Regions from separate parts of the Mus musculus genome. Here region 1 is linked to region 2. Evidence: chromatin loops called from intact Hi-C (ENCODE). Cell type or tissue: left cerebral cortex. All regions are shown on one strand. Links, peaks and the distances in the headings refer to the core of each region. The heading gives the core; the rest is flanking DNA.

Region 1 (15,241 bases), core at 2,875-10,874, 340 kb after region 2:
TCAGAGAATTAGGAAGACGTGACTTATGGCTTGGGATGCACAAGCAGCAGTAGGGGCAAGAATTAACACTGTGCATGGATGCCTTTGTGTATCCTTTCAGGGGTCTATGTCCTCCTATCATGCTGTTTGTTATGTACTGAAATGGATTCTGTGACCTCGTGGCAAGGGATGACCACATTGTTGTTAGCTCCAGAGACAGTTTAGGTTGACATGCATAATGTGGAATCTAGGAGTGATGGGGCGGGTTGGAAGGGTTATATAAGTGTTCTTTTTGAAAATGACTTTTTTTCCCTGTCAAAAGCTTTTTTCCTGTCAACAACCAATTGACCCTAAACAAGGTCCTTTACGTTAGCTGCTTTTTGCACTTGCAGATGGATTCCGTTATGCCTTTATGTCTTATTCCGCTCTTCCTAAAAAAGCATGTTGCCATCTTCAATTAAGAGGGTTCCCAAGCCGGGAGTGGTGGCACACGCCTTTAATCCCAGCACTTGGGAGGCAGAGGCAGGTGGATTTCTGAGTTCGAGGCCAGCCTGGTCTACAAAGTGAGTTCCAGGACAGCCACGGCTATACAGAGAAACCCTATCTCAAAAAAACAAACAAACAAAAGAATTATTTATTTTATGTATATGAGCACACTGTAGCTTTCTTCAGACACACCAGAAAGGGCATCAGACCCCATTACAGATGGTTGTGAGCCACCATGTGGTTGCTGAGAATTGAACTCAGGACCTCTGGAAGTGCAGGCAGTGCTCCTAACCGCTGAGCCATCTCTCCGGCCCCTTTGAACACTGTTTTTCCCCATACAGTATCTGGCACATTTTATAACAGGTTTCCTAAGGTTTCAGATCATCTTGACCCCTCACCTGTAATCAGGCGTTTTAAACTCTCCCACTTGGTGACATTTGAATCTGAAGCCAACAGCTCTGACCCTTGCTCCACCACAGTGACCACAGCAGGCTAAGGATTGACAGCCCTGTGGAAAACACCAGTGGTCACAGTGAGTGTGATTTGTTAAGTTTATTCTCTCACCTCCCTTCCAACCATCACAACAAAATAATAGAAATGAGAAGCATGCTCTTCAGGAAGTCTTATCCTAGATGCAAATGTTCAGAATTAAGAGTTGGTTTCCGGGCTGGAAAGATGGCTCAGTGGTTAAGAGCACCAATCCCAGCAACCACGTGATGGCTCACAACCATCCCTAATGAGATCTGATGCTCTCTTCTGATGCATCTGAAGACAGCTACAGTGTACTAGGTATAATAATAAATAAATCTTTTAAAAAAAAGAATTAAAAAAAAAAGAGTTGGTTTCCTATTCCTATTATAACTAAGACCAAAAAATGAGATTTATGCTTATTTTATGTGTTAGTGTTTTGCCTGCACGTAAGTCTGCGCAGTGCCATGGAGGACAGAAGAGGGTATTAGATCGCTTGAACTGGAGTTGCCAATGTAGTGCGTCACCTTGTGGGTGCTGAGAACTGAACCTGTGTCCTCGGGAAGAGCAGCCAGTGCTCCGCATTGCTAACCCATCTCTCCAGTCCCACAACTAAAAAAGTTTTGTTTTGTTTTTTTAAAGAATTTAGGCGTGGTGGCGCACGCATTTAATCCCAGCACTCGGGAGGCAGAGGCAGGCGGATTTCTGAGTTTGAGGCCAGCCTGGTCTACAAAGTGAGTTCCAGGACAGCCAGGGCTATAGAGAAACCCTGTCTCGAAAAAACAAATAACAAAAAAGAAAAGAAAAAAAAAGAATTTATAATGATAATGTAGTTGCTATTTATTATCGTTATTGCTGAACTAAAGCCTGAGGATGAAGTTTCAAAGATAGAATGAATATTAATATTTTCCATGCATGGCTTAGGAACCCTCTTTTTTTTTTTTTTTTTTTTTGGTTTGGTTTTTCGAGACAGGGTTTCTCTGTATAGCCATGGCTGTCCTGGAACTCACTTTGTAGACCAGGCTGGCCTCGAACTCAGAAATCCACCTGCCTCTGCCTCCCAAGTGCTGGGATTAAAGGCGTGTGCCACCACTGCCCGGCAAAATAAATAATTCTTAAAAACAAAACAAAACAAAACAAAACAAAACAAAAACATTATGCTCTTTTAACCACTGAGCCATCTCTTCAGCCCCTATAGAAATGTTTTAAAACTAGTCTTACTTTTAAATCTGTGTGTTCACTAGTGGATTCCATGTTCTCATCCACCACATAAACTGAGTTTTTGAATATGCAAATCCCAAGGACAATACCAACCTACAGACAAATGTGCTAAGCTTTATTTGAGGTTTAAACGGGAAAAAAGGGACCTCAGTGGGCTGTCATATGCAGTGAAAACAAGACTGAGCACTCAGGAGTAAGAGTGACCACCTTGGTTAGTTTTTATTCGTCAATTTGACAGAAGCTAGAGTTGTCTGAGAAGAGGGAGCCTCGATTGAGGAAATGCCTCTATCACATTGGTCTGTGGTACATTTCCTCAACCAGGGATTCACGTGGGAGGGCCAAGCCTGTTGTGGGGAGTGGCACCCTGGGCCGATGGCCCTGGATGATATAAAAAAGCAGGCTAAGCAAGCTGGGGGGGGGGGAGCAAGCCAGTAAAAAGCACTCCCCCACAGTCTTTCTGTTCCTGCCTCGAGTTCCTGCCCTGACTTCCTTTAGTAATGGAAGATGAAGTCAACTCTTTCCTCAAGTGGTCCTGACATTTATCATAGCAGCAGAAACCAAAGGGACACACACACACACACAGAGACTTTCTAATAATGCATGAGGAGGCTTTCCATTGTTACTCATTCTCATTTCAGTTCAGAACTTCCTTGTCAGGAAAGATAAGATAGACTACGGTTAGATTTATTATTATTTTTTTAAAATTCTTGCAGGAGATGAAACTAAGGATAATTTAGGGACCGTTCAAAGGAGAACACCCAAGGCTGATAAACTTCAAGAGAAAGCTCCAAAATGGTCTAAAAGACGTGGGCCAAGGAATCCTAAGCATGACGATACAGAAGAGTGCGTCTGATATGGTCTCATGGAGATGAGATCTGTTGTCATGATTCTTACGAGAATGATGGAGAGACAGAGAAATGGAAAGACTCTATAGTGGAGGAGTGGGGACCTCACCATGGAGGATGGAGTTCCAAAGACCATGTCAACACCTCTGCCCAGTGGAATTCATCTTTTGGAGAGAAGCCCTACGAGTGTTGTAAATGCTGGAAACATTTCAGCAATGATTCTCACCTCCATATGCACCAGAAGACACACTCAGGAAAAACCATATAAATGTTCTGAGTGTGGGAAATCCTTTTCTAACAGTTCCCACCTGACTCAGCACTGAAACACTCAGGGGAGAAGCCCGTCCCGTGTGTCGAGTGTGGGAAAAGCTTCAGCAATACTTCCCACTTTACTGTCCACGAGAGAACTCACACAGGAGAGAGGCCTTGTAACTGTCCTGATTGGAAAGGGTTTTGGCCTTAGCTCTCACCTTCTTAGACACCAGAGAACACACACTGGAGAAAAGCCTTACTAGGTGGAAAATATTCAGTCAGAGCTCCACCCTGGTGACTCATCAGAGGACATACTCGGGAGAGAAACCTTGTAAGTGTCTCTCTCTCCACTGTGGTGAGCCCTCCAGTCAAAGGTCCAATCTGATCGGGTAGCAGAGAATCCATGGAGGAGAGAAAGCTTACAAAGGTCCAGACTGTGAGAGACGCCTCAGCGGAAATGCTTACCCTAGTTAGCACTGCAAAATACACATCCAGGTCTCCCCAGCCTCTGAAAGTGGGGCATATTCTTCATGAATGGACCCCCCCCCCCAATATTCATGGGAAATGGTCCCGATCCTTTCATTTTTGGCCTCAAAATTATTCTCAAGTCCCAGAGCCTGCTGGGGTTTATTCTTTTCCTTTTTCTCCTTATTAGACTGTTAAAATGAAGGTGCTCTATGCTCGTTGCTCTCTGAAGTGTCTTTGTTGTGTTTGCCAAAAGATCTAGAAAAAGTCAACGTCCCAAATTAATGCATGGGAAGACCCAGATCATCTTGGTATGAAATCATGAGGGAGGGACACCACTAATGTTGAATAAAAGGTAGACATTATTACCATTAACAACAACGACAACAAGTTAAGTGGCTGGAGAGTTGATTCAGAGATTAAGAGCACTGGCTGCTCTCCCAGAGGTCCTGAGTTCAATTCCCAGTAACCACATGGTAACTCATAACCATCTAAATGAGATATGGTGTCCTCTTCTGGCATACAGGAATATATGCAGGTAGAACACTCTATATACACATATACACAAGAAACAAACAAACAAATCTTTTTTTTTCCTTTGTTTTTATTTATTTATTATATGTAAGTACACTGTGGCTGTCCTCAGACACTCCAGAAGAGGGAGTCAGATCTCGTTATGGATGGTTGTGAGCCACCATGTGGTTGGTGGGATTTGAACTCCTGACCTTCGGAAGAACAGTCAGGTGCTCTTACCCACTGAGCCATCTCACCAGCCCCAAACAAATCTTAAAAAAAAAAAAATCAAAGCCAGGAAGTAGTGGTGGTGTCTGCCTTTAATCCCAAGGCAGAGATAGGCAGATCTCTGAATGCCAGGTCTACTTAGAGAAAGACTGTCCCAAAAAAACCAATTATATATACATATACATATACACACATATGTATATATATATATATACACACACACAAACACACACTCATATATATAAACTCAAGGTGAGATAAGAATATAAGAATAGCTTCAAAGGAAAATATAGAGTACTCATGACTAAACAAAAAGACATGAAATTGGGAATTATGGTTGCAATTGAATTACCATATTTTGTTTTAGCAAATGAAGATAGATCCTTACTGGTTTTGTGGGTTTACCCAAGGAAAGCATACTTTTAAGCAAATACTGTGATTTCTTGAATGTTTTCTGTGTCTAAAAAGGAAGATTCATTTTAAACACTTCACTCACTAAAATTGTTCGTAGCATGTAGAACCGCTGTGCCTGTACTACAGGCTCAAATCATACATGTCAAATACTGACTCAGACAAGATGAATCTTCAGACCCATTCCCTTTGTTGCACCAGCTACTTGTTGGGTTCTGAAGAGCAGCATTTGAATAGTGGCTATTTTGTCATTCAAGTTCTTTCTAGAGCACCATTCCTGACAGGCTCATAGATACTTCCCAATACTGTGACTGTAGCCTGATGTTTTGTTTGCCCAAAAGAATTAAAATAGTGTGGAAGTGGGATAGAGCTTTAAAGCATTGAGTCATGCGATTGATAATCAATGACTGTTATGTTCTAATCTATGTCCGATTAAGTGGATTATCTAGTAATGGTTGCATTGTCTTGGCCAAAATCAGAATAACAAGAAGGATCCTGAGTTCTGTTTTTCAATGTGGACAGTCTTTTCCCTGAGTTAATTCCGTGTTTTACCTTCGGACACAATTCCTTAGCTTCAGGAGTGACAGTTTTAGTTTGCCTCTTTGTATGCCTGACATGTGGAACTGACCACCAAGATCTCATCCTATGTTCTGTGCAAATGCTGCTTTTTGAGAGTATTAGATACATCTCATTTTCTCCTACTAGTGCCCAAAGGTGGGAGACATTTGGCAAGGTTAAGACTCATTTAAGTTGCCTAGAATTTCAGCTTATTGTTGGTTGGACTTAGGAACATGGAGAGACCCTCATTAGGAATGTGGTGTTAGGGCCAGAGAGATGACTCAGCTGTTAAGAGCAATGGCTTCTATGAGAGGTCCACAGTTCAAGTCCTAGTGCTCGAATGGCTGCTTACAACTGTTACTGTAGTCCCATGGGATCCAGTGCCTTCTTCTAAAGTGCAGCCATACATGTAGACAAAATACATAAGTAAACAAATCGAAAGGAAGGAAGAAATGTGGAGCTAGATAGAGTTGGCTGTGCCTGCTGCAAAGGGTTGGTAGGATACAGTTCTGTGAGACTTACTTCTTTCATTATTAAAGGATAAACGGGTTAAACAACTGTACCTGTTTGAATGACTTAAAAAAAAATCGCAGAAACTAATAAAGATATCTGAGAAGTGTTTAGGGTGAGACCTAAACCATAGATAACTAAGAACTCAACGAAAGCTTGATAATTAAATGGTACTGTCGAGTCTGAAATTCGGTTACATGACAGTAGCTGTGGATAGTATAAAATGATGTTGTTAGTCTCATGAACGACGGCAGATAAACTGCTCGGTTACTTCTGTAACAGAAAGGTAATGCCATTCTTGCAAGACTGCTGTAAGGGTTGAATGAATGTTTGCAACGCTCTGGCATAGTGCTTAAAACATAAAATGATCTTATTAAACAGTTTTGGGATTGCTGTTGATTAGGACATTTTTTTTTTTTTTCCTTTCTCATTCTTTCTTTAACCCGAGAAGGATTTCACTGTGTATCTCTGACTGGTCTGGAACACGCTATGCAGATCAAGCTGGCCTCAAACTCACAGAGATCCTCTTGCATCCCGAGTTCTGGGATTAAAGGCGTGATCCATCTCCACCTACTGACTTCTCTCATTTTCTTTAGTCCTCGTCCACTAATTATGGCAGGTTCGCCGGCGTGTCACGTCCTCCTCGCCTTTCTAGCCCGTGATCATCCAGTCCGCCCGGATGACTCCTGTAGCTCTCTTGCGTTTGAGCCACCAGGAGCCACCAAGAGTTCCTCCAGAGCGAGCTCCACCCTCCGCAGGTGGGGCCTGAGGACCCCGCGGCGGCCAGGCCGAGCGGGCACCGCCCCATTCACCCACCGGCCCCGCGCCCACCCCACGCACCCGCCCCGCACCACGCAACATCGCCCTAGCGCCTCTGCGACTGGCGCCGCGCGGAGTGCGCCGCCCGCCATTGGACAAACGCTCTATAGCGCCATCTCAGCCTACCGCGCGGTGCGCGCTCTCATTGGTTCGGACGGCGTGGGAGGCGGGGTCCGCTCAAGGGGCGGTGCCGGGCCGGAGCCCCGCCTCCCGGTCCCTGGGCTGGGCCGAGCCCGCCGGGCGGCTGAAGCGCGTGGGGCCGGGTTGCGAGCGGGGCGCGCAGCGGTTACTCTGGTTACTGTCCGCGAGGGATGCTGGGGACCCGGCGGGCAGGAGCCTTCGCCTCGCTCTGAAGGACGCTCATCCGAGACAGCCATTCACTCTCGAGGAAGGCAAGTGTCGGTCGGACAGGTTCCCGGCCGTGACTTCGGGGCTTGCTTGAGGAGGAATCTCCAAGGGAGGGCTGAGCTGCCAGGCTGCCGCCGCGCTTCGGGACGCCGTGGCCATCTTTTGTTGGAGAAGGCTGCCGGGGCAGTGTTGCTAAGGGCAGCTTTCCCAGCACCCAGATCCTTCTACGCTCCCGACTCCTTCCTACCGAGCACCTGCTGCTGGTGACAAAAGACCGTTTACAGCCAGGCGAGCGGACATCGAAGTATACAGCCACATTCGCACCCCTCAGCCCAATAGAGAGGCCCGTGTCCATCAGTTGGCTGAATGAAGAAGTGTGTAATCAGGAGCCGTTGGGGTAGGCAGGCTTTAAATGCTGCCTTTTAAGATCTGGACAACTTAAGATACATTTGCACTCTCAATGATTTCAAAAATTGATCACATCTGACTCGTGATCCTGAAACTATTTATTGGAAGAAGTTCGACCGGTTGCCCCGAACCCCTTTGAGAACTACATTTTGGGGACATTTTAATCACTGAAGACCTTCCGAGGAAAAAAGACCCCCCCAAGAGACCCCCAAAACACAAAATCCTCAGCCTTGGCTGGTGCCACCAAAGAAGCCTTTTGAGCCATGTGGACTTTTCTTGGCATTGCTACCTTCACCTATTTTTATAAGAAATGCGGGGATGTCACCCTGGCCAACAAGGAGCTCCTGCTGTGCGTGCTGGTGTTCCTGTCGCTGGGCCTGGTGCTCTCCTACCGCTGTCGCCATCGACACGGGGGCCTCCTTGGCCGCCATCAGAGCGGCGCCCAGTTCGCTGCCTTCTCGGATATTCTCTCTGCTTTGCCTCTTATTGGCTTCTTCTGGGCCAAGTCACCTGAATCAGAAAAGAAAGAACAGCTGGAGTCCAAGAAGGTATGCCTGATGCCACAGTGGGCAAATGAATGGGATCGTATTTTAAACTTCAGATCGAGGTCACTGAAGTTTATGGTTTCTTTAAAAGTCACGAAAGTGGTGGCTTAGAAGCGTCAGTGTTCTCATTTGATTGCGTTTCTTAAAGTTCTGGACTGTGTTGTGGCTGTGCTCTTAGGGAAGATGAAAAGCATTTGTTGTGTGAACCTCAGGGATTGGGTGTTGATTTTGGTAGGAAATGTTAGAATTTCATTTGGGAGACAGACTCACTGTGGCTTTTAATTTAAAATCCCTGGGTAAGGATGATTTTTGTTCCTGACAAGGGAGAATTTGTGTGGCAGGTAAGGCTACTTATAAATGTGATGGCAGACAGTGGAAAGTGACAGCAATTTGAAAAGCAATAAAGATGCCTAACACTTTAAAGTTTTGGGCAGAAATCCGTCCCCCACTATCTATTGAAGCAATTAGTCAGCGCAGTCCGCTCCTAAGTTGAGTCAGAGCTGAATGACAGGCTTACGTTAGAGACTGGATCTTTAAATATTTGTGGTGCCATTAATTACTTCGAGGGAATGATGGGGCCAGTGGTAGGTGATGAGAGAGGAACAGGGCGGCAAGTCAGATCACGTAGGACCTACTAGCCAGGGATATGTGAACTTTTCCCTTAAGAGCGTTGGAAAGATAGAGTAACAATGCTTGATTTCTACAAAAGTAAGAATAAATAATGTTTGGGAACTACATTGCAGTACACAGCCGTGCAAGAAGGGACATTGCTGTGATGCTGAAGCTGGGTGTCCAGTGTGCATGAGAGAGAGTGGCCAGGATGAGTTACCCACCTAGCAGTATAGACTTTGGGGTCTGCTTTCTTTAATAAAGTCCATAGTACAAATTAGCAAAGGTGGTAGAAGAAAAGAACTTGGTTCAGAGTTTTAGTTTAGTTCTGCCACTTGTTGCTGTAATACTTTGGGGATGGTTTGATTTCTGTCAAAATCAGGTTCCTGTTAGCTTAGATGAGGGTGGTACCACCGTCGCTGGTACTCAGGGAATGAAGTAAGTTCATGTTTGCAGAATGGCCGGTGCTCAACCATCTAATAAGTAACTAAGCTGTTGACACTAGTCTAAAGATGGCATTCTCTGTTGGGGGTAGGGAGGATGCTCGACTGGTTTCATTTTGGGACTGCTTCAGGCTTTCTCCTTACCTGGAAACCAGAGAGCCAGCTGCTGGCATGAGTTCTGCTCAGTGCTCACCGCTGTGTACGTGGACAGTCACAAGTTGTGGGAGGCCTGCACCTGTAGCTGCTCAGTGTAGAGTTGAGTAGTTCAGTTATAGGATTGGTCCTGGTTCTGTATTCGAATCTCACTGTAGATATGCACAGGGTTAGGCCTCATGTGGATTTCCAAATATGTCCATATAACATTTTCTAACTACTGTGTCCAGAAAAAGGAATATGTATATTTTATTGGGCTATATACATTTTTTTTTAGTCAGTATTTTGATCCTGATTATATATGGTTTGGACTTAAAAATATACCATGGATATGATTTACTCATGTTTGTGGGGGGAGGGGAGTCTAGCTTTTGCTCAAGGTGTAAAAGTCGGGTGTGTTTATGTGCGAGTTAATGGTTTATGTCGACAGATTTGGAAGAATGATAATCATTTTTGTTAAACAGTGCAGAAAAGAAATCGGTCTTTCAGAAACGACATTAACAGGAGCAGCTACCTCAGTGTCGACCTCGTTCGTGACGGACCCGGAAGTGATCATCGTGGGATCTGGTGTGCTTGGATCTGCCTTGGCAGCAGTTCTCTCCAGAGATGGAAGAAAGGTGACGGTCATCGAGAGAGATTTAAAAGAGCCCGACAGGATAGTTGGGGAGCTGCTGCAGCCAGGAGGCTACCGTGTTCTCCAGGAGCTGGGCCTTGGAGGTAGGCTCATTTGGTGTTGAGGAGTTGTGTAAATACTCGCTCTTCACTCTGGACTGTTCTGGCCTCCCACCCACCCTCTCTCCCTCCCTTCCTTATAATAAGCTTTACATGAACTAAAAACTTTCTGTGACAATGAGAGCGGAGGAGGAAAGAGCCGTATCATTGTGTGAGAAGAGGCTACCCAGACAGAGTGAGATAGTGAAATGCCCTAAACCGTCACGGCAGCAATGAAGACGCTCAGCTCAGTAACCAGAACTGTCATTTACATGGTGTGGAACACACTCCTGGGGGATGCTGTTCCCGCCGGTCTTAAGTACGTCTTCCATTCATTTAGGAAATACTTATTTACTGCTGTCTTTGAGCGAGGTGTTCTGCTGAGTAAGTACCAAGATGGACTAGTGATTAAGACAGGCATCCTTGAGAAGTAGCACAGAAGGTCCTTAGCTGTAAGGTGAGCCCCATCTGGAGGAGGTCAGAAGAGGTTGGTGGGTGCCCTGGAATGTACTGATAGGGAACATTGAACTGTGGTCCTCTGATCAGCCAGCTGAGACCTCTGCTGAGAAACATTTGTTTGTTTGTTTTTGGTTTTTCGAGACAGGGTTTTTCTGTGTTGCCTTGGCTGTCCTGGAACTCACTCTGTAGACCAGGCTGGCCTTGAACTCCGAAATCTGCCTGCCTCTGCCTCCCAAGTGCTGGGATTAAAGGCGTGTGCTACCATGCCCGGCTGAGAAACATTTTTAATGGTGGAAAACAGAGAGGGTGAATATGAGGACAGCGGAGATTCATTTGATACAAGAATATTTTTATGGCCATGTATGATAAAGTAGGGAGAAGCTGATGATGTGGCTGAGAGTGACAAATATATATATGTATTTTAAAGATTTATTTATGTGAGTACACTGTCACTGTCTTCAGACACACCAGAAGAGGGCATCAGATCCCATTACAGATGGTTGTGAGCCACCATGTAGTTGCTGGGAATTGAACTCAGGTCCTCTGGAAGAGCAGTCAAGTGATCTTAAATGCTGAGCCATTTCTCCATCTGGACAAATACATTTTTTAAGGGGATAGATTTGCTGAGTTCCATAATTGTATTGTCAAGGTACATGAGTTCAACTATCACATTATGCCTTATAAACACATAACAACTGTTATATGTCAGTGATAAGTATAAAAATAAGCACATATTCTTTCTCCTGAAATGGCATCCCCATTGTTATCAGGCAAGAGGAGACAGGAGACAGGTAGGGCGAGCTCAGGGTTTTGTTGCCTGGAGACCGACTTTAATCACCACAGAGGCTGGCTGAGAGTGGTCCTTCAACAAAGACTGAAAACACTGACAGGTGGCCTTCGTCCCACTTTCTGAGGCTACATCCCAGTGGATGTTAAAGAGGATGTGCTAAAGGACAAACATTTTTTTTTAAAAGTAGATGAAATATATGAAGATTGTAGAGGCTAGCGTAAAATCAGAAAGCGTGGGCTAGGGAGTCGGGGAGTGGGGATTGTTTTCAGTGGTGAGAAGTTACCTCAGAGAAGTTACCTCAGCAAAGAAGTGGAGGGAAGTGAGCCTTGGAGAGACCAGGAGAGGACAAAGTCTGGGCCTAGCTTTCGCTTTCTGTGAAGAGCCACCAAGCCTGCTGGACCTTCCTGTTGTCGATGGAGGAAAAGCCAGCTAAAGAAGGGGGCTCCTAGGGAGTGAGGGGAAGCCCCTGGGAAGTTTCATGTTTTAAAAGGGTAATCAAGAAGACAATCTGAGAGTATAGCCTGAGTAGAGAGAAGACCATGGGTTAGGGCCGAGCCAGGAGGAGGTTATCCAGATGCTATTGGAGGATCAGTAACAGCTGATGACTTGGACTGCAGTCAAAGTAGTGCAGGCGTGAAAGTCTGCTGATGAATCAGGTGTCAGGTGTGAGAAAGGCAAGGCCAGTAGGACTTGCAGAGGCTAACTGCTGCCAGGAAGCCTGGGACGGAGCTCTGGGCCATGAAAGTACAGAGGTCAGTGAGGCAATGGGAGACCAGTGGGCCATGAAAGAAGCAAAGTGACTTCTTGCTCTTGAGCCACACACAGGACAAACGTACATACCTGGAGGAAAAACACGCATACATGTAAAATACAGATACATAGTAAACTAGGAGTTTATCTTGATGCTGGAACAAACCCCCAGCTTTGTCCCCACGCCCCAGAGGGAATTTGAAGGCATGTGCCGCCACGCCAGACATGTTCTGGTTTGATGACGGACTCTGTATAGCTTCCTATGGATCATTGCTACACTTGCTGCTCATTACTTACTCTGTCTTAACGCTTTTCCTTTGTAAGTGTTATGTGTAATGGTAATACTTTGTTTCCTCTGATATTTTTCCTAAAACACTAATTGCCATTGATTTTTAAATTTTCAGATTTTTAATTGGTTCTTTAAAAATGTCCTCTTTTGCCTTGTACTTTTGTTACTACTTATAGTGTCTTAAAGGTAAAAACGCCATTTTTACACAAGCCCAATGCATACTCTGCTTTTTGCTTTTCTGTTTGATATACTAAAATTACTCTATAGTGTATCATGAATCAGTGTTCATATACACTGGGAACCATTAGCAGTTAGGAAATGTCCTCATTGGTTGGGGAAAGCTACTTTGTCATACACTGAATTTTTTTTTTAAAGATTTATTTATTATTATATGTAAGTACACTGTAACTGTCTTCAGACACTCCAGAAAAGGGAGTCAGATCTTGTTACAGATGGTTGTGAGCCACCATGTGGTTGCTGGGATTTGAACTCTGGACCTTTGGAAGAGCAGTCGGGTGCTCTTACCCACTGAGCCATCTCACCAGCCCAATACACTGAATTTTTATGTATAGATTGGGACCTTTAAAGTAGTTTTAACAGTATTGTGTTTTCTCTTTTCCCTTCCTTCCTTTTTTTCTCCTCCACCCCCTTCCTGTGGCAAATATACTTGTTTCTACATTGGGGCACATGGTAAGAAGGCCCGCATGTTTTCTGTATCTTAATGGACAGCAGATTCACTCAGGACAGGGTTGTGGCTGATTTCCTGTCAAGCGGTCACAGATATGAATGACTGTGCTGTTAACCTGAAGTGTATCTGTGGGTTTGTCTTGTACAAACCTTCTAAGATTTGTGTAATCGCGGTACCAGTTCAGGTCCCCAGCTGGTCTTACAGCTTTGTAGAGCGGAGCCTCAGTTGCACTGTGTCTTTTCCTTGGTAATTCTCAGCATACTAATAAAACTGTTTGAATTGAACTTTTCTGCAGATACAGTAGAAGGTCTCAATGCCCATCATATACATGGCTACATAGTTCATGACTATGAAAGCAGATCTGAAGTTCAAATTCCGTACCCACTGTCAGAAACCAACCAAGTGCAGAGTGGAATTGCTTTTCACCATGGCCGATTCATCATGAGTCTCCGGAAAGCAGCTATGGCAGAGCCCAAGTAAGACCACAGCTTTAATACATAATGCTGAAGGCTCAAACCTGGGTCCTCCTGTGAGGATTAGTGGCTAAGAGGACTTTCTTTTCTTTTTTTCTTCTTTTTAAAAAGCCAAACTTCTTTTAAAGATTTATTTACTTATTTTATGTATGTGAGTACACAACAGTTGTTTTCAGACACACCAGAAGAGGGCATCAGATCCCATTACAGATGGTTGTGAGCCACCATGTGGTTGCTGGGAATTGAACTCATGACGTCTGGAAGAGCAGTCAGTGCTCTTAACCACTGAGCCATCTCTCTAGCCCGGCTTTCTGTTCTTGCAGAGCCTGGAGTTTGATTCTTAGCACCCACATCAGATTGCTCACAACCCTCTGTAGCTCCAGTTTGAGAGGATCAAATGCTCTCCTCTGCCTTCCTCAGACATCTGTACACAAGCACGCACAAATAGAAAGAAAATGTTTTACGCAAGGGAAATTACATCAGTATTCATGAAAATTTTTGTTATGGTCCAAATGGCATAGGCATGATAAAGAACCTATAAGTAAAATATGTTCAGTGTCTGTGTAAAAACTGTTTTACTTTAAGTGAGAACTAGGCGATGATCATTTAATTGGAATTTAGAGGGCTGTGTAAGTGCTGTAACCTAAGGCATGTGCCCATGTGTGCCCATTTGAGTCTTGTGTTTGTGGTTGTTACACCTTTTCTAGAGAGAACAGAAGACAAGAAGAAATCCCTGTTCCACTTACCCTGAGGACGTAGTCTGACAGGATTGGCTACTTGTCTTGATTATTAATTGTGTATTAGCCTCTCGTCCTTTAACAATAATTACGGAAGTTTTAAATATGAGAGCACTCATGTTGACACAAACCCACGTGTTGACAAAGTAAAAGTCAGTGGACTTTTCCTTGGGGCTGAAATGTCCGGTGTTCATGGAAGCAGGGTGGGAAAGGCCTCAGATAGATGGATGCGTGTATAAAGATGAAAACTGTTGATCCTCTGATGGATATGACTACTTTTCACATTTGCCATATGCCATCTTATTTTTAAAAAACATAACTATTTTTTCAAAATTTCATACATGCATAATTGTATTTTTATCTTTTTTTAATCCTAATTCTTGTCAGATCTACCCCACCATGGCCTTATCTCCTCCCTCTGCCCGGTTTGATTTTTTTTTTTTTTTTTTATATGTCTTACTGAGTGCAACTGTGCTACTTATATACTCATGGGTAGGAGGATGTCCACTGGAGCGTGGTCAGCCTGTCACATCCCTAAACTGTCTGTGTAGGGACTTTCACAGCTCAAGTGTGCTACTCCAGCCATGTGTTTCTGTTCATCCTTTAGTGTAAAGTTTATAGAAGGTGTTGTGCTTCAGTTACTAGAGGAAGATGATGCTGTAATCGGCGTGCAATACAAGGACAAGGAGACTGGGGACACCAAGGTGAGAGTTGGTAAAAAACGTCATCTCTTCCCATTGTTGCAGATGGGCTCTTTTCCTGCCCCTTTAAAATTCTTCATTACCTTGTGTTTGTGTGAGTGTGTGCCAGTGTGTGTATGGGGGTGGGGTGGGGGGAAGGTTAGAGAACCATATTTGTTCAGGAGTGTCTCTCCTGCAGCTGTTTTACCAAACACATTGTTATAGTCACAACTAGGAAAACAATGAAAATAACTATAAAATAGTTTCTAGTTTGTTAGTGTTGGTCGATTAAGGAGGAGGCAATGGACTGTTCTCCAGGGTCACCCCTTCCTAGAGACTGGGGTGTGATAGGGTTACCTGGTTTCTCGCTCACAGTGTAAGACTGACACATTGTCAGGTGTAT
Region 2 (15,241 bases), core at 3,122-11,121:
AAGCTCATTATCACCTGCTCATAGAGCAGCCTGTCAGAAGAACCCCGTTTTATCAGTTGAGATACAACAAATTAAAGGGGGCGGGCTGGAGAGCTGGCTCAGTGGTTAAGAGCATTGACTGCTCTTCCAGAGGACCAGGGTTCAATCCCCAGCACTCACATGGTGGCTCACAACTGCCTGTAACTCCTGTTCCTGGGGATTCAATGCCTGCACACACGCATCCATGCAGTCAAAACATCAATATACATAAAAAAATATATATATATTTTCTAAAAGCTAACAAGAATTGCTGCTTTCTTCTACTCAAAGGAGATTTCCCCGTATTTTCAGACTCCAGGAAATGTTGCTATGTTGCTAATGGTGGTGAATCCTTGCATGCTACCCTCATGAACACATTAAAAAATACTCTAGGCTCCACCCCAGTCACTGCTCATGCACTCGGGAGACTGGATGTCAGAGACTACAGGCTATAAGACAGGGGAAGAGGAGGACATCACTTCCTGACAATGACCATAGAGAATCTGCATAACGGCTCCTCTGCACCATCCCAGGGCTTCCATGAACTTTCTCTATTATTATTATAGAGTACAGTATGTGAGAACCTGCCTGGTTTTGAAGACAGATGTGGGGTAAAGACAAAGATTTAACCAAGGGCTTAACACTCATCCAGGTCCTGCACTTTAAGAACTTAAGTGCAGCAATTGGAGATGGCTCAGCAGTTACACGCACTGGCTGCTCTCCCAGAGGTGCTGGGTTCGATTCCCAGCACTGACATGGCAGCTTACAACTGTCTATAACTGCAGTTCTGGGGGGGGGGGGGGTCTAATGCATTCTTCTGGTCTCCATGGATACTATGTATACACGTGGTGCACAGATGTACATTGAAAGCAAGTCGCCAATACACATAAAATAATAAAGTACTCTTTAAAAAAAGAGGTCAAGTCCAGGTAGGTGGGGCTTGCTCCCATCCTTCCTCCAGGCCCTCGATATCTAAGGCCCAGGGAGCACACAGCTCCGGGTTCAGAGACGTCACACATCTGCACACTTGCGCTTACTCTCCAAGTCACGACACTGACGCAGACCCTTCCGTTACCTTTTTTTGCCTTCTTCTGCAGCTTCAGCGTGTCAGAGGACTTCTTTTTTATCTCTTGTCGAGCTTTCTTATATTCTAAGAGAAAGCAGAATAGTAAATAATTTTACCACCCTGCTCAATCTTTATCCTAGAAAGCATACTCTCACCCTGCCAACAGCCTGCTGCAAATACACACATGATAAAAGTCACGGTGACATTTCACGACAAAGGAGATGTTTACGTGACAGACAGCTAAACACACCGAAGCTTTTCCCTGTCTGCCGACACCAAGAAAATATGCCATTGGGGATTGTTTTAATTAAAAAAAAAAAATCACACTATATCCATTAGAATTTGGGAAAGATCATCTTGCCAGTGTTACCTGCTTCCCCAAAGCACTGGGGATCCTGAGATGCATTTACTGTCGGCATAGACAAGCCAGGGCAAGAAGACGAGTTTGCCTAGAGCCCAATTCCATCCACGTCACTTTCACGTCCAAGCACACGCACATGGGCAGGGGAGATGCCTCAGTGGATAAAGCGCTTGCCGTGTACGCATTAGGACCTGAGTTTTGATCCGCAGCACCCACAAGAAGTAAAAAGCCAGGTGTGTCCCTGAGCACCAGTAACCCAGGGCGCCTGGGAGGAGTCAGTGGCTCCCTGGCGCTCACTGATGACCAGCCTGGCTGAAACCACAAACTCTGCTACAGTGAAAAGAGAGATGACTCAGCGGTTAAGAGCACCGACTGCTCTTCTGAAGGTCCTGAGTTCAAATCCCAGCAACCACATGATGGCTCACAACCATCTGTAATGAGATCTGATGCCCTCTTCTGGTGTGTCTGAAGACAGCTACAGGGTACTTATATATAATAAATAAATAAATCTTTAAAAGAAAGAAAAAAGAAAAGAAAAAAGAACCTTTCTCCAAAATAGGTGGACAACTATTGAGGAAGATGACTGGCATTGACTCTAGCATTCTTGAGTGTACCCACGGGCATGGGTGTGCACACGCATATGCGCACACACACATACACACACTCACGAGTATGCCTGTAATTCCTCTTGGTGGAACAGGAAGCCCATGCAGGGAGCGCTCTTCTTCTGGTGGCTTTCTGTTTCTCCCACCTTCCCTGACTCTCTGAATGGCTTCCTCCCTCTCTGGCTCCCCTCCCCACTGCCCAGCATTTACTGCAATGAGACAGGGTCCCCTTCAAACGGCACCTTGTTTTCTAATTCCTGAACCTACGTGTACTCGCCTGCACCATCATGGAACTCTGGCTTCTCTGTGCCCTCACCCCATGCACCTCCCTGCAATGTCCACGTCCCCAAGGACAGTGCTGGTGCCCTGGTCTCTTCCACACACCCTGACATGCAGGGGACGGGTAGCATACATGACCACTGATGGTGAAGTAAAGGAGGTTCCGTCTCCCCATGCCTGAAAAGGTTGGCATTTGGATCCCTTGTGGCCTGTCCAGACAAGAGGCCACCTCACAGATACACAGAGACTGACAAAGGACCTAAATGTGTCCTCAGGCCCACGCTGTCTCTGTTTCGTTGGGAACATTAAGAAAATCAGGAGCCGATCTAGGTTTCTCTGCATGCGCTTGGGATGGACAGAAGTGTATGAGTACTGAGTGTCCATCAAGGGATTCTGTCTTACTGTAGAAAGCGCAGGTCAAGTAGAAGCCTTCGCTGCTTTCTCTCTGTGACGGGGCTCAGAAAAAAAAGAAATCGCTCCTGAACAAGCTCGGCATATCGCTTTCATGTCCCCTTCGCAGTTAGCATTGCTGTGTATTTACTGAACTAATTAAATGTAAACTATCGATTCTTTCTCCACGTGTAGATAACAAATGAAACCATGGCTGAGCACATGTGGTGAACCTCAGAAGAGGGCAAGCAACATGGCGGCTCACAACTGTAACTCCTCAGTGCATACAGCCTTTGCTATTTTACAACGTTCTTTCGTCAAAATGCTCCACGGAAGCTCGCTGAAGTTCTCCAGGAACGTGGCTCCTCGCACGAGGGAACGCGTGTCCCCTAGAGACTCTCATCAACTGAGCATCCAAAGTCAAGGTGGAATAAGGCAGTCGTGACTGCCAGGCCTGTGGCACCTGCCCCAGCAACACTCACAGCCACCGTGCTCCAGGGCCCATGCTGTACCTTTTGCGTGGTCCTTGTCCAGCTGGTTGGCCACTTTCTTCCATTCCTCCATTTGTTCTTGCAGTGGGTTTATCAGGCAATCGATCAAAGCACTTTTGCCAAAAGATAAAGAACAGGAGAGATTAAACAGGTCCTTTCTGTTCTCCAGATACACACTCCACCAATTCTAGCACTTCAGGGATGAAACAGAAGGGTTTGCAGTTCAAGGCCAGCCTGGATCACCCGGCAAGACGTCCCAAAGGATTTACACTTAGCGGTCAAGACATACTTAAACCATTTCCTTGAAGGAAGTAATGGTAGCACAAGGAACCGCCACTGACTCAGAAGTGCCAGCCTCAGAATGAATGGCCTGGGTCTCGGGATACTTTTAATGACTAGTAGAGAGCTATAAATATAAGCTGGCTGTATATACCATTAATCCTAGAAACTGGGAAAACACAGGCAGATGGATCTCTGTGAAGTCCAGGCCAACCTGGTCCACACAGTGAGTTCCAGGCCAGCCAGAGATTATCTACTGAGACCCTGTCTCAAATTTAAAAATTAAATTAAATTAAATATAAAAACCACCACTCAGAAACGACATAAGCGTGCCAAGCTAGAGTGGCCTCTCCCCTTATCTACTCTGCTGTCTTCCAGCCCACATTAAAAGCCAGGTTACAGGAAGCTGGGGTCGCCCCTCAGGCCGCGAAATGGAAACCATCGAAATGGAAACCATCAAGAGACAGAGACATAGGAGCTTAACTTTTGCCTTCTAAAATTCAGGGAGTAGGGAAAACATTAATATCTCTTTTAAAGACTCCAGGGTGCTGCTGGGCACTCTGGACCTGAAGTTATAAAGATGAAGTAACTGTGCAACCTGGACACAGAGAAAGATGGAAGAGACCAGGAACAGCCTCAAGCTGCAAGTGCCAGCTTCTAACTGATGGCAGGGAGGAGTTATCTGGGTGCGCCTGTGTACGCTGTGCAGCCCTTCCAAGAGAGAATGGCGGAACAATTATGCTGATCTGCTTGGGACACGAGGGCCATCTGACTCCAAGTCACGGAGCCAGCTCTTGCCATTCCGCTGTATTCTGGGGGCCTAAAAACTGGAAGAGGGCTCTGAGGTACCACTCCCTCTTGGGGGCTCTGTAATTAGCCTGGGGGACAGGGCAGTGGGGAAAGCGGATCTCATTCCTTCCAGAGGCTTCTGTGAGAAGGGAGCCTCAGCAGTGTGTAAATCTCCATGACTGGTGGGCAGTAAGGAGACCCGGGAGGGGCATGTGAAAAATCTGAAGGCAAGGGCAGGCTCCCGAGGGCAGGGGCTGGACTAATAAATAGTTCTTCACTGAGACCCAGTACTGGAGCCATCCCTAGCACACAGCAGCTGACTGAACAGCAGGGGAAAGAATGGGTTGTAAGGGCTTAAACACTACTGGGAGACTGGTGCTGTAAAGGGGAGCATGCCACATCACCGCGTCCCTAACCTAACCCTCTGGGACAGGGCAGGGGATGCTCGTCACCTGGAGAACTGCCTCAGCTTGGCCTCGATGCTCCGGTGCCGCATGCACATTCTGGTGAGAGCTGAGCCGATCTCCCGGGTACCACCTGGCAAAGCAAAGGAGGCCCAGATCAGCAGGAGTCCCAAACCAAGCACACTCACGTGACGCCACCAACCTAAGATGCTGCCTTCAGAACTTCCCATTGCACATGTGTGCATATGCAAACACACGAGTCCAAGACCAAGCACACTCACGTGACGTCGCCAACCTGAGATGCTGCCTTCAGAACTTCCCATTGCACATGTGTGCATATGCAAACACACGATGTCACGTGGTGTGTGTACTACAGTCCTATGTAATGTTTCCTATTCTGAGAGTCCCCGTTCATTTTGTACTTTTGGTTGTGAGTCAGAAATCAAGGCCAGTGACCTGAATTCAACACATGGTGGAGGAAAAGGACTCCTGGAGATTTTGTCTAACGCACACATGCACGCACACACTCACAATTATTGTTCATGAAAGATGACCAAAAATCCCTGACCCCATCCCACCCCATCTGCCCAAACGACCCTCAAAGCTGTTTTGGAAGAGCTAAGGACCACTGTGGTTCATTATTTCAGGGTCCGTGCAATTCTAGGGTAATATAAAGTCATGGTATATTTTCTCATTGGACACTGGTGACCTAGATCTTAGAGTTCCACACGTGTGGGAGGGAGCTAAGGCATGTTTTGATTTTCCCAAGATTCTCTGCATGCCTTCCCTTCGGGCGCACCGCACCCTTCCCCAGATTAGTTTTTAAGGCCTTCTGTCCCTCCCCACTTCTGGAAAAATTCTTGAATCAGAATCTATTGGGATGTGTGGAGAATGGATTGTAACCTCAGATCAGAATTGCATAAGGACCCTGGAAGGCACAGTCAATGATGTTAGGAAAACACACATGCAAAGCTTGTGAAACTGGGTAAGTGTCAAATAAAACACTATTCTCTGGGCAGCAAGAGAAAGCCACAGGAACTTAAGACACAATTAACCAAATCACCAGGGAGGGGAAACCACTCTTATGAAAATCCATGACATTATATGTGTACACCCATGACATGACACATGCTACATGTTGTTCTATCTTCTCTACAGAAATGTTTGTCTGTTGGTTCAGCCCCCCTCGGTTTCCATTTTATTCTGCAAGCTCTGAGCTCATGACAAGCAAATGACGGTAAAGTAGTGACTACTAAGTAGTAATAGTTCGGCTGAGCACGGCGGCACAAGTCATTCACTCAAAGAGCCCGGGAGGCAGAGGCAAGGGGTTCAAAGCCACCACAGCCACTGTGAGTTCAAAGCCAGCTGGGGCTAACCAAATCTGAATGAATGAATGAATGAATGAATGGGTAGCATTTCCACTTTGGAGGCAGAGGGCAGCAGATCCTGTGAGCTGCAGGCCAGCCTGGTCTACACAGCAAGCTCTGGACTTGCCAGGAAGACATAGTGAGACACTGTTCACACACACACACACACACACACACACACACGAGGCTACATTTTCAGGGAGCTCACCCAGTCCATTCAGTCAACAACATGTAGGTCTGGGCCCACACAGAGTCAGTAGCAGGACCCCCATCCAATACTCAGACTTGAGTACTGAAAATTACCTCCAGATTTTCCCAGAAGAATAAAAGTTACACTTCCCTGCTAACCGTTGCTGTAAAAGCTGCAGCAAAAAACCCAAATGTGAACCCAAGGCTGGTCTGACATCTAACTAGTGCCTTGGGTTGCTGAGGATGGAGGCCGGTCAGGAAAGTGCTTGCCTAGCATGTTATGACACATTTGGGCGCCATGAAACGACCATAGTAGCACACACCTATACTCCTCACACTCAAGAGATAGATGCTAGAGAGTCAAAAATTCAGTCTTCTTCAACTATATAGCAAGTTCAAGTCCAGTGTCAGATACATTCAACCCGTCACCCATCCCCACTCCACCCTACCGCACCCCCGGGGAAAAAAAAAAAACAGACAAAAATACAAACAAACAAACAAAACCACCTGGCATTCTACAAAGTGTTTGTGCCTTCCCAGGGATTACCACGAGAGGGCGCTATTCTCACATACTCCAGCTGTCTTCCTATCTGCCTGTTTTTAGCGTGTTTTTTTTTTTTTTTTTTTTATTCCTTGTGAACAAAGGTGAGGAATGAGGACCGCTTTATCCCCCAGGAAAAGATCTCTTTTCCCTGCTCCTTCATTTGATTAAAAGTTAATAACGTGACTACACAGGATATTGGCCCGCTTATTCCCCGCTGCAAGGAAGGCAGACTAAGGCTTTCCTGGGGGGAAATCAGCAGCTATCAAGAAAGGCCCTAAAAATAGCATCCTCTCCTGGACCCAGCAACTCATATACTAAGAACTTAATCTGAGGAAATAATGAAGAAAAACGGCGAATCCTTACCTGGGAGGACAATGATGGAAATGTTTACCACCTCACAAATCCCATTATAATCATCTAGTTAAATGAACCGTGGGGCACAGACACCCAACCGAATAGGATACAGCTATTTAAAAATAGAATTATGTGTCACTTGGGTGCTGCTTAGAGCGTCTAAGTACTTTTCACATATTAAATCAGTCAGTCCTCACAATATTCTCAGTTGTGTTGACAACACTGCGGTGCCCATTTCGGAGACGGGAGAAGTAAGTACTTTAAACAACCTGCCCAAGGTTACAGGATTAGTTAATGCCACTGAAGCAGGAGGAATCGTCCGGGTATGTGCATTCAGCTGTAGTCAGCTATGTGATACTTCAGATAGTCGACAACTAAAAAGACGGCAGGGCCCAGAGGACGCCCGAAGTCCTCATCTAACAGCTACTGTAGGGGGTGGTGTTTGTTCAGCCGGCTCTGAGAGTTTGGTTCTTGAGTCTAGAAGTCTACGAGGTGCTAAATGGGAGTGCAGAGAGCCAGGTGGTGTGACTCTCTTCCTCAGGGCCAACCGCCACTGCCACTTCCGTGTCCTTGAGGAGAGATGAGGGGTTGGAAAGGACCGTGCTGACAGCCAGGCCCTGCGCTCCATTTTTCCATCTTTTCTGTCCTACTATTTCAGTGCCTAACAGAAGCAATCAAGCTATGGGCCGATTCCATGCAGTTTCTGAACGTAACGCCTGTGCCCACCACTGTGCCTCAGCACAGGGAGCCACAGAGAGGCCAGGAAATGAAAAGACATTAAGAAAACTTCCTACCAGCAGTATCTGTGTAACTGGCACAGGGGCAGGAGGCAGAGGACATTCCCTATGGACCCCATAACCCAGTGTTGCTGATACTGGCATGTGTGGGTCACCCTAAAAACAGACCTTTCTGTTAAGTGCTTAGCAACAGCTGATGCTTTCCTGACCTCAGCAGGTTTGAATTGGAGGAAACTGGCTGGAGCTACAGAGTCAGAGGAGACATCTGGAAGAGGGCCAACCTGACAATGGGAGGATTTATGGCATTACACATGGCTGGTTTAGACACCTGGCCACCCTGCAAGGGTGGACAAGACCTTACTTCTTGAATGAGGGAATATTTGTTATTTGGAGGCTGGACCAACAATTCATTTGGGTTGTTTGTTTGTTTGTTTGCTTTATTCCTTAGGGATACGTGTGTGAACACAAGAGACTTGCATCTTTCTCAATTTGTTTTCTGTATTATTTTTTTTTAATTTTTTGACATAAGGTCTTTCACTGAACCAGGAGGCTGACCAATGAGCTCCTTATCCTTAGAGGGGATTAAAAGCAGTGCCACCACACCCACAACAGACCAAGGCACACACTCACACATACGAACTTAAACTCAAATTCTCTCTCTCTCTCTCTCTCTCTCTCTCTCTCTCTCTCTCTCTCTCACACACACACACACACACACACAGAGCAACCCTAGGATGAAGGCACCTTCAATGCACCTCAGCTGGGCTTGCTAATAAGCCACACAGCAGCCGAACAGAACAGAGACCCAAACCCTTCTTTGTTTGACTGATTATCAGGAGACTTCTTCCGGCTATGACAAGTGGCAAACATCCCCACTGAGGACAAAGAGGGGCATTTAGCATCACGGACAGAATACAAATTGTTTATGACTTCTTCTCAGAGGGTGGGAAGGAAGCCCGGAGGGCAAAGGCCAGGAACCACTGTTCCTTCCTCTAAACAGTAGCCCACGTGGCTAAGGCCACTAGGAAGGTGGCTGTCTATCAAGTGGCATTGTCGCATCCCTCCAAGCTGCCTCATTTGCAGGCGGCTCCATCCCCCAGCACAGCAGGGGCTGTATGGGCAGGAGGCCTGGGCCTGCAGTGTGGGCAGGTGGCAGGCACAGACTGAAAGCGGGTTTGTCAGGCTGGATTCTGGGAAGAGCTGAGGAATAGAATTAGGAAGTGCTCTGGCCAAAGTGTAAGTTACTGTGTGTTGTGGCTGTCCTGCCAGAGGCTCCTGCGGTTGGAAGGCTAATTAGGAGCCTGCTGGACGGGAGAATGATAGTCTCAGGAACCTCCCAGAAGCGGGACTCGGCACAGGGCAGCTCTGCAGGGCACAATCTCTCTCCTCTGGACAGGATTATTGTTTACAGCTCAGAGCAGTCTCCCACCCATCTTTTCTTTTAAAACATCATCTTTTGTAGCCTAGGCTAGACTCAAGCTTGCTAAGTAATCAAGGGTGACCTTGAACTCCTAATCTTGCATCCACTTCACAAATGTTGGGACCCCATCAGTCTGGGAATCGCTCAGGGCTTTTCATGTGTACGTAAGCATTCCCAGTTCTAAACGGTCACTCTTCTAAATGCTCACTCTTATGCTCTGAGCATTAAGGGGATGTTTCACCAAGCCCTGGGTCTCTCCATGAGATGATAGGTGTACTCGCCCGCCTCCCCCTAGACAGCCTGAAGTGTCCATCCCATAATCTGTCACCACCAAAGCCATGGAAGCCAGTAAGCCAGCAAAAGAACGGAAGCAAGGTAACGCGCATCCTGCAATGAAGCAAACGATCCACTTGTCATTAAAGAAACACGGACTTAAAAGCACATGGCCGGCATTCTCTACTGCTGATGTAATGCAGAACAAAATACGGGGAAAGACCGAACAATCATGAAAGGGACACAGGAGTCCATGGTGGGCAGGATCTAAGTCAGAAGAGACTCACTACAGAAGGATGATGCGCTTCAGAGCCCCTCCCTCCCACTAGGTGGGATGGCATCCACAAGGGTCTGACTTGTTTCCATTCAAATGCTGACAGCTGTATTCTTTAAGGCAGTATGCTGACTACTGGTGTTTCAATGTTATTCAGACTCTCTCACACCCTAATATCAGCTATAACTTCTAATTTGTGTTTCTTACAAAACATCTGGAGTAATGTAAACTTTTACACCTTTTCTGTGCCTCTCCCCTGTGTGTGTGTGTGTGTGTGTGTGTGTGTGTGTGTGTGTGTGTGTGTGTGTGTGTGTAATAGAACCCCTGGCCCTCATGTATGCTTTTTAAGCTCTCTGCTGCTGAGCTGTGCCCTCGGACCACTCATCCCCCTTCAAGTATTACCTCATGCATACTTTGATGGCAAATGTTTCCGAAAGGAACTTGATCTAATCATATCTTTCTGAACACTCCACTTATCTTGTCGAAGAAGCAAATCTTGATCTTTACACCATCCTCCCAAGACTTCTGTATCTTGCATGCCAGCTACTGAACAACAGTCGTACAACTGGCACATACAGGTTTGGGAGTTTGGGGACTCTTTGTTGGGCTTGCAACTCAGGTGGGAGAAGCTGAGACACACTAGCAAAGCCTCAAGTGCACAAAAGGTGGCAATAGTGTATTTTATAGAGAGAGTAAGGAACCATAGCCACACCAGGGCCAATTATGCAGGGCCAAGCCCTCAGAAGGAGGAAGACGGGGCAATTAGCTCTGGTCAGGCTGCTGCATGTCCATTAGAAGGCACCAGCAGATCTGTAAGCAGCCTGTCTCCCCCTGCATGTGATATTACTCTTCTCCAAGGAGCTGGAAAACCTGGGCGTCTAGGAAGGGAAATGGACAGGTGGGGTTGGTTCCTAAGAAAGTCAGAATCGTTCCTTCAGGCCACATTATCTGCTGTGCCCACTGGAAAAAGAGTCCCTGACAGCCATTCATTCACCGAGATTGTCTGACAGCATCCAAAGCTGTCATAGTCAACCTATTCTAGGCCACCTTAATCCTCCTGCCCTGCCCTCCGACAGGGCAGGCAACGGCCCTCACCCAGCCCCATGAGAACCCCGGCTCTGCATCTCCTTGGCTGTTCATTTTTATATTGCGGAGCTCCAAGCGATTACATCACCAGCTTCCTTCCCAGCAACAAGGATAAGGGAAGCTCCTACCGAGATGAATGCTGAGACCATCGTGGGACACACAGGTCTCAGTTCTGCAATGGCCTGGCAGGTTGTGATACTCTGATCTCTCTCACACACAGGCCCATTTCTCAGAGAGCACCGAAGACTCCACATTTCGGGTATCCTGTCACCTTGGCGGAAGCTTTGCGCAATGTTGCACAACAGAGGCTACCTCGAGTGCATCAGCTGCCTCTCTGGAGGGCATGGCTGGGTACACCATCTGCCACCCGCCACCTGAGGGGACGGCTGGAGGCCGGCTCTCACCTCGGCTCAAACACCTCTAGGCACATATCCATGCACTCACGCACTCACATGTGCATAAACCCATTCGAAGACTAGTCCCCAGGTTCAACCCTGAGGCTGGGAGTCACCTTCTTCCCCCAGTCTCCTCATCTCCTGTGGGTGTCTTTCGTTTTGATGAGAGTAAATGAGAAAGGCACATGACAGTGAGCCTGACCTCCATTCTCACACCTGCAGCGAGCCGAGGGCCTGCTCTGCCTACACAGAGCAAAATCTAAAGGCAATAGGCGAGAATGACCAGAGAGAGCAAAGGCTTCCAAATAACGGCTCTCTGAGGGCTACCTGGCCCAGCCAGATCTCAGCGGGGGTATGCACGCCTGCCAGCAGCTCTATAAAGCACCCCGATGACCTCCAAACCACGCTAAGTGACCCCTCTCCCCGGCAAAAGCCAGAGTGACCACGAAACAGCATCAGGAAATGCACCTTAACCGGACTACTGTGCTACAGGAGTGAGACAGCCCCCCAGTCAGACAACAAACGTCTTCTCCCCGCAGATGGACAGTGATGGATTGTCACGGTGACTCTGAGACCAGAATGTACAGGGTAGCAACAGACCCGGCAGTTGCCTGCCACCCTAGCACCACACTCCTGCTTGAGCTTGTGGGGCAGCTCCCGGTGTGGAGGAAGACTTTCTCTTTCAGGGAGGTTTCTATACTTGGGGAAACTGCTCCAAGTTTTCCAGAGGGTCTTCTCTGGTTTCCTATCAGGGGACCAGCATTTTTATTAAAGGTCAAAGTGTCCACTCGTGATTTTACGAGCAAGCGAGTATCAAGTTGTTTCTTCGGGATTCACCTGCGCTTTGTCTTTTATCCTTGTGATGGCTAGGTGCAAAACTGGGCGAATGATCACCTGGTGCCCTTGATGCCGGAGAGGGGAAAGGAAGAACGAACCTGCTTCTAGTGCTCTACATTATCACACGGGTCCTCTACCGTAGACCAGGCTCCTCTCAGCAGAAGCAGGCATCCGTGAGTCATTGACTGCAGAGTGCCCAATGCCCAGGTCAGCCCTGAAAATACTCTAGAATGTTCCTGCATCAAATAGGGTCTGGTGCCAAGGAAATGAGCATCTAAGTCACATGACTGTGTCTTTTAATTCACAAAGAAAGGCTCCTTAGGTCAAAAAAAAAAAAACTTAAAACAGGTTTTCAAAAATAAGCCATTGCAGCCCCTCACACCGGAACTGCTACTTCCTCTTGACCACAATGGTAAGCCTAAGGAGCCGTGTCAATCTTCAAGGAAGACACACACTTGTGGAATTTCCTGTTTTTTATTATTTAAAAAAAAAAAAAAACTTATTCAGCAACTGTACACAGCTGAGTGTGAATGGAGGAGAAGCCAGCTGGTGGCTAGGGGCACCAGTACTGTACACTCAGCACATCGGGGACGGTCAGCATGGCATTTCTTGAAAACACTGGTGTGCCCCCTACTTCAGTGTCTCCCCACTTCACAATTTTCGGTAAACAAAACCACACAGTCCCACCACCATCTGGTGCCTTGGGACCAACAGGCACAAGATTCTGGCACGCGTGGTACTGACAGCCACAAAGACTAATATTCTGCTTTCTTTGTTGCTGTTGAACAGCAATGTAAGCATGGAGTCACGCGCACACTCACACTGTGGACAACCAGGAGAAGAGCAAACAAGATACTGCCTCCCCAGTGGAAAACCCTGAGAACGTCTCCCCGGGAAGTGCAGCAGGCACCCCCACATTTGCTCCCACTGCCACGGTCAGCTTCTGCCACATGGGCACAGAGAAAGACTCCTCCTGAAGCCAGGAAAGGGAGACTGGAGGCCACCTGCTTGGCCAGCGAAGCAGATGTGGCCTGATAGATGGGCCACATGTCATTCTCTCAGTTGCCAAAATGTAACTGTCGGGGAGGCTGACAGTAGCCAGCTCCGGGCTTATCTCCCGGGCAGCCTTCATGGCCCGTAAGATCAGATAGATCATTTAGAAGGTAGCTGGAAGATGCGTGATTGAGAAGGGAGTTTAAGATCAGTGACTAGCTCAAACATCCATATCCCGTGACATTATGAGCCCTTGAAACCTCAAACCTACCCATCGGGTGATATTCACATACTCCAGGCTAAAAGTGACTGCTTGTTAGGGGCCTCTGTACACTCTGAACTGGGCTAGAGTGTGTAAACTTCTGTCATCTCTCACCTAGCTTACTAAAATTGCAGTGTCCTGTTTGCAATATGACAATCTCAGGAGGAGGAGTAGCAAGAGGAGGAGGAGGAGGAGGAGGAGGAGGAGGAGGAGGAGGAGGAAGAGGAGGAGGAACTACAACCAAGGAGTTGGAGAGACTGCCAGGCCTTAAGGACAAGTACTGACCTTATAGACCTGAGGTCAGTTCCCAGCACCCATATCTGGTGGCTCCCAACTGCCTATAACTCTATCTCCAGGTGATCTTCTGGCCTCCAAGGTCACCTGCACTCACATGCACAGACACACACATGCACGCACTTGAATACATAAATCCTTTAAAATGTATTTGTTCGTGATTTAGAGTTTACAAAGTTTACTGTGGATCCACCCTAGAGGGTAGAAAAATCCAACCTTCATTTCTTAAAATGTCTCCTAACCCCTGATCCGGACAAACTCCACAGAGCACACTTAGAGGCTGATTTTTTTTCTAGGAGTCTCGCTCTCCTTTCTCTTCTGTCTCTTGCATCTCACTCGGCAGCCTGTTCTAACTGGATGCAAACGAGGAAGGCAACTATCAGGGAACAATTTAAAACTGGCTATTGCTCCGCCAGCATTTATAGGCTAGGAAGCCACCAGAAGCTCTGAGACTGGGGGATGGATGGACTGGCCTGGTGCTCTGAGGAAACACACCAAGCACACTAACATAATGGCTTCTGCTGCTCTGTCAAGGTCATGGCCTGGCCCCCAGGGACAAGTTGGGTCTGATTTATGGCCACAGAGGGCTGTGTAGAGTGACTGCCAACAGCTGCACTGTCAGAGAGCCTTACTGCTTCCTGCCCCAGCCCAGGGGGGAAAGGTTAGGGTCTAGGTAAAAATCTACTCACCTGGACTGATTGTCTTTTAAAGTTAAACACAGACAAAAATCATGGGTGACAAACGAGTTTCATGTTGTGGGCTAATTATCATCAGGTAGTAATGGCTGCATCTGGACTACCTCACCGGTGGCTTGGGTGGCTGGAGGGCGGGTCTGTACAAATGCAAGAACAGCACAAGGCTGCTTCCCCTGGCCTTACAGCCCTAGCACTAAAGTCAGAGAACAGACTATTAAAGACTTCAAAATGCATAAAGGTCGCCATTCCTCAGCAGTCAGGCTGTCGAGGACACGAGGGTCAGTATTTCTAACCAGCTCTCCAACGATGGCGACTTGCCACTAGACCATAACCACACTGGGATGGGAGGGGCCAGAGTATTTTATCAGTCCATATGTTCTGCCCATTCTGGGAACACTGGAGCCCTAGAGATGTGTGCAGGTGCACCAGATGCCCTGGCTTCAGAGTAGAAACCCAGCAAATGTGACTGATTACCAGGCTGCAATCCAGAACACATGGGGTTGGCTGCCAGGGCGAGGCTTCTGCCTCAGCTCCACGACCCTCGCTTTAGCGTCCTAGTCCAAACAAGACAGGGAGCTCTCAGCGGGGTGTCCTCCTACCAATGGGTGAAATTACAACTCTGGTCAAGAGAAAACAAGCTTGGGGTACCAGATTCTGCTTGATGGCACTGTGGCTCACAGGAAGATAGATACTGAACAGAAAGCCACTGATTCCCATGGCCTCATTTCTCATTTCTTCGGGGGTATGGGGGTGGGGAGTCTTTAGAAGATGCAGAGGTGGGGTTGTTCTTCCCCTCCACCCCATCCCACCCCACCGAGCAGAGGATAAGGTTAGCTCAG

What was found. Peaks named below come from ENCODE experiments on the same cell type or tissue, not always from the same donor. Only the 100,000 strongest peaks of a DNase experiment are listed, where the experiment ranks them.
Region 1: it touches region 2 in a loop (2.7-fold over the local background); 6 of 42 quality-filtered maps call a loop at or near these places.

The regions. Positions count from the first base shown.
Region 1 is chr15:59,308,071-59,323,311 of GRCm38, forward strand. Sqle (squalene epoxidase) reads left to right here and starts at 7,022. Exons shown (of 11, transcript NM_009270.3): 1 at 7,022-8,059; 2 at 9,726-9,978; 3 at 13,244-13,424; 4 at 14,766-14,862. The coding sequence starts at 7,775. It also overlaps the pseudogene Zfp572. In left cerebral cortex, for the core only: a CTCF peak has its summit at 6,859; DNase peaks (open chromatin) are centred at 6,887 and 7,938; H3K4me3 peaks cover 3,945 bases; H3K27ac peaks cover 1,326 bases.
Region 2 is chr15:58,967,746-58,982,986 of GRCm38, forward strand. Mtss1 (MTSS I-BAR domain containing 1) reads right to left here. Exons shown (of 15, transcript NM_144800.2): 4 at 4,731-4,815; 5 at 3,232-3,323; 6 at 1,094-1,168. Among named protein-coding and RNA genes, the nearest start is that of Gm41330, 19 kb to the right of the region's middle. In left cerebral cortex, for the core only: CTCF peaks have their summits at 6,776 (motif pointing right) and 7,552; DNase peaks (open chromatin) are centred at 6,790, 7,527, 8,975 and 11,079; H3K27ac peaks cover 1,373 bases.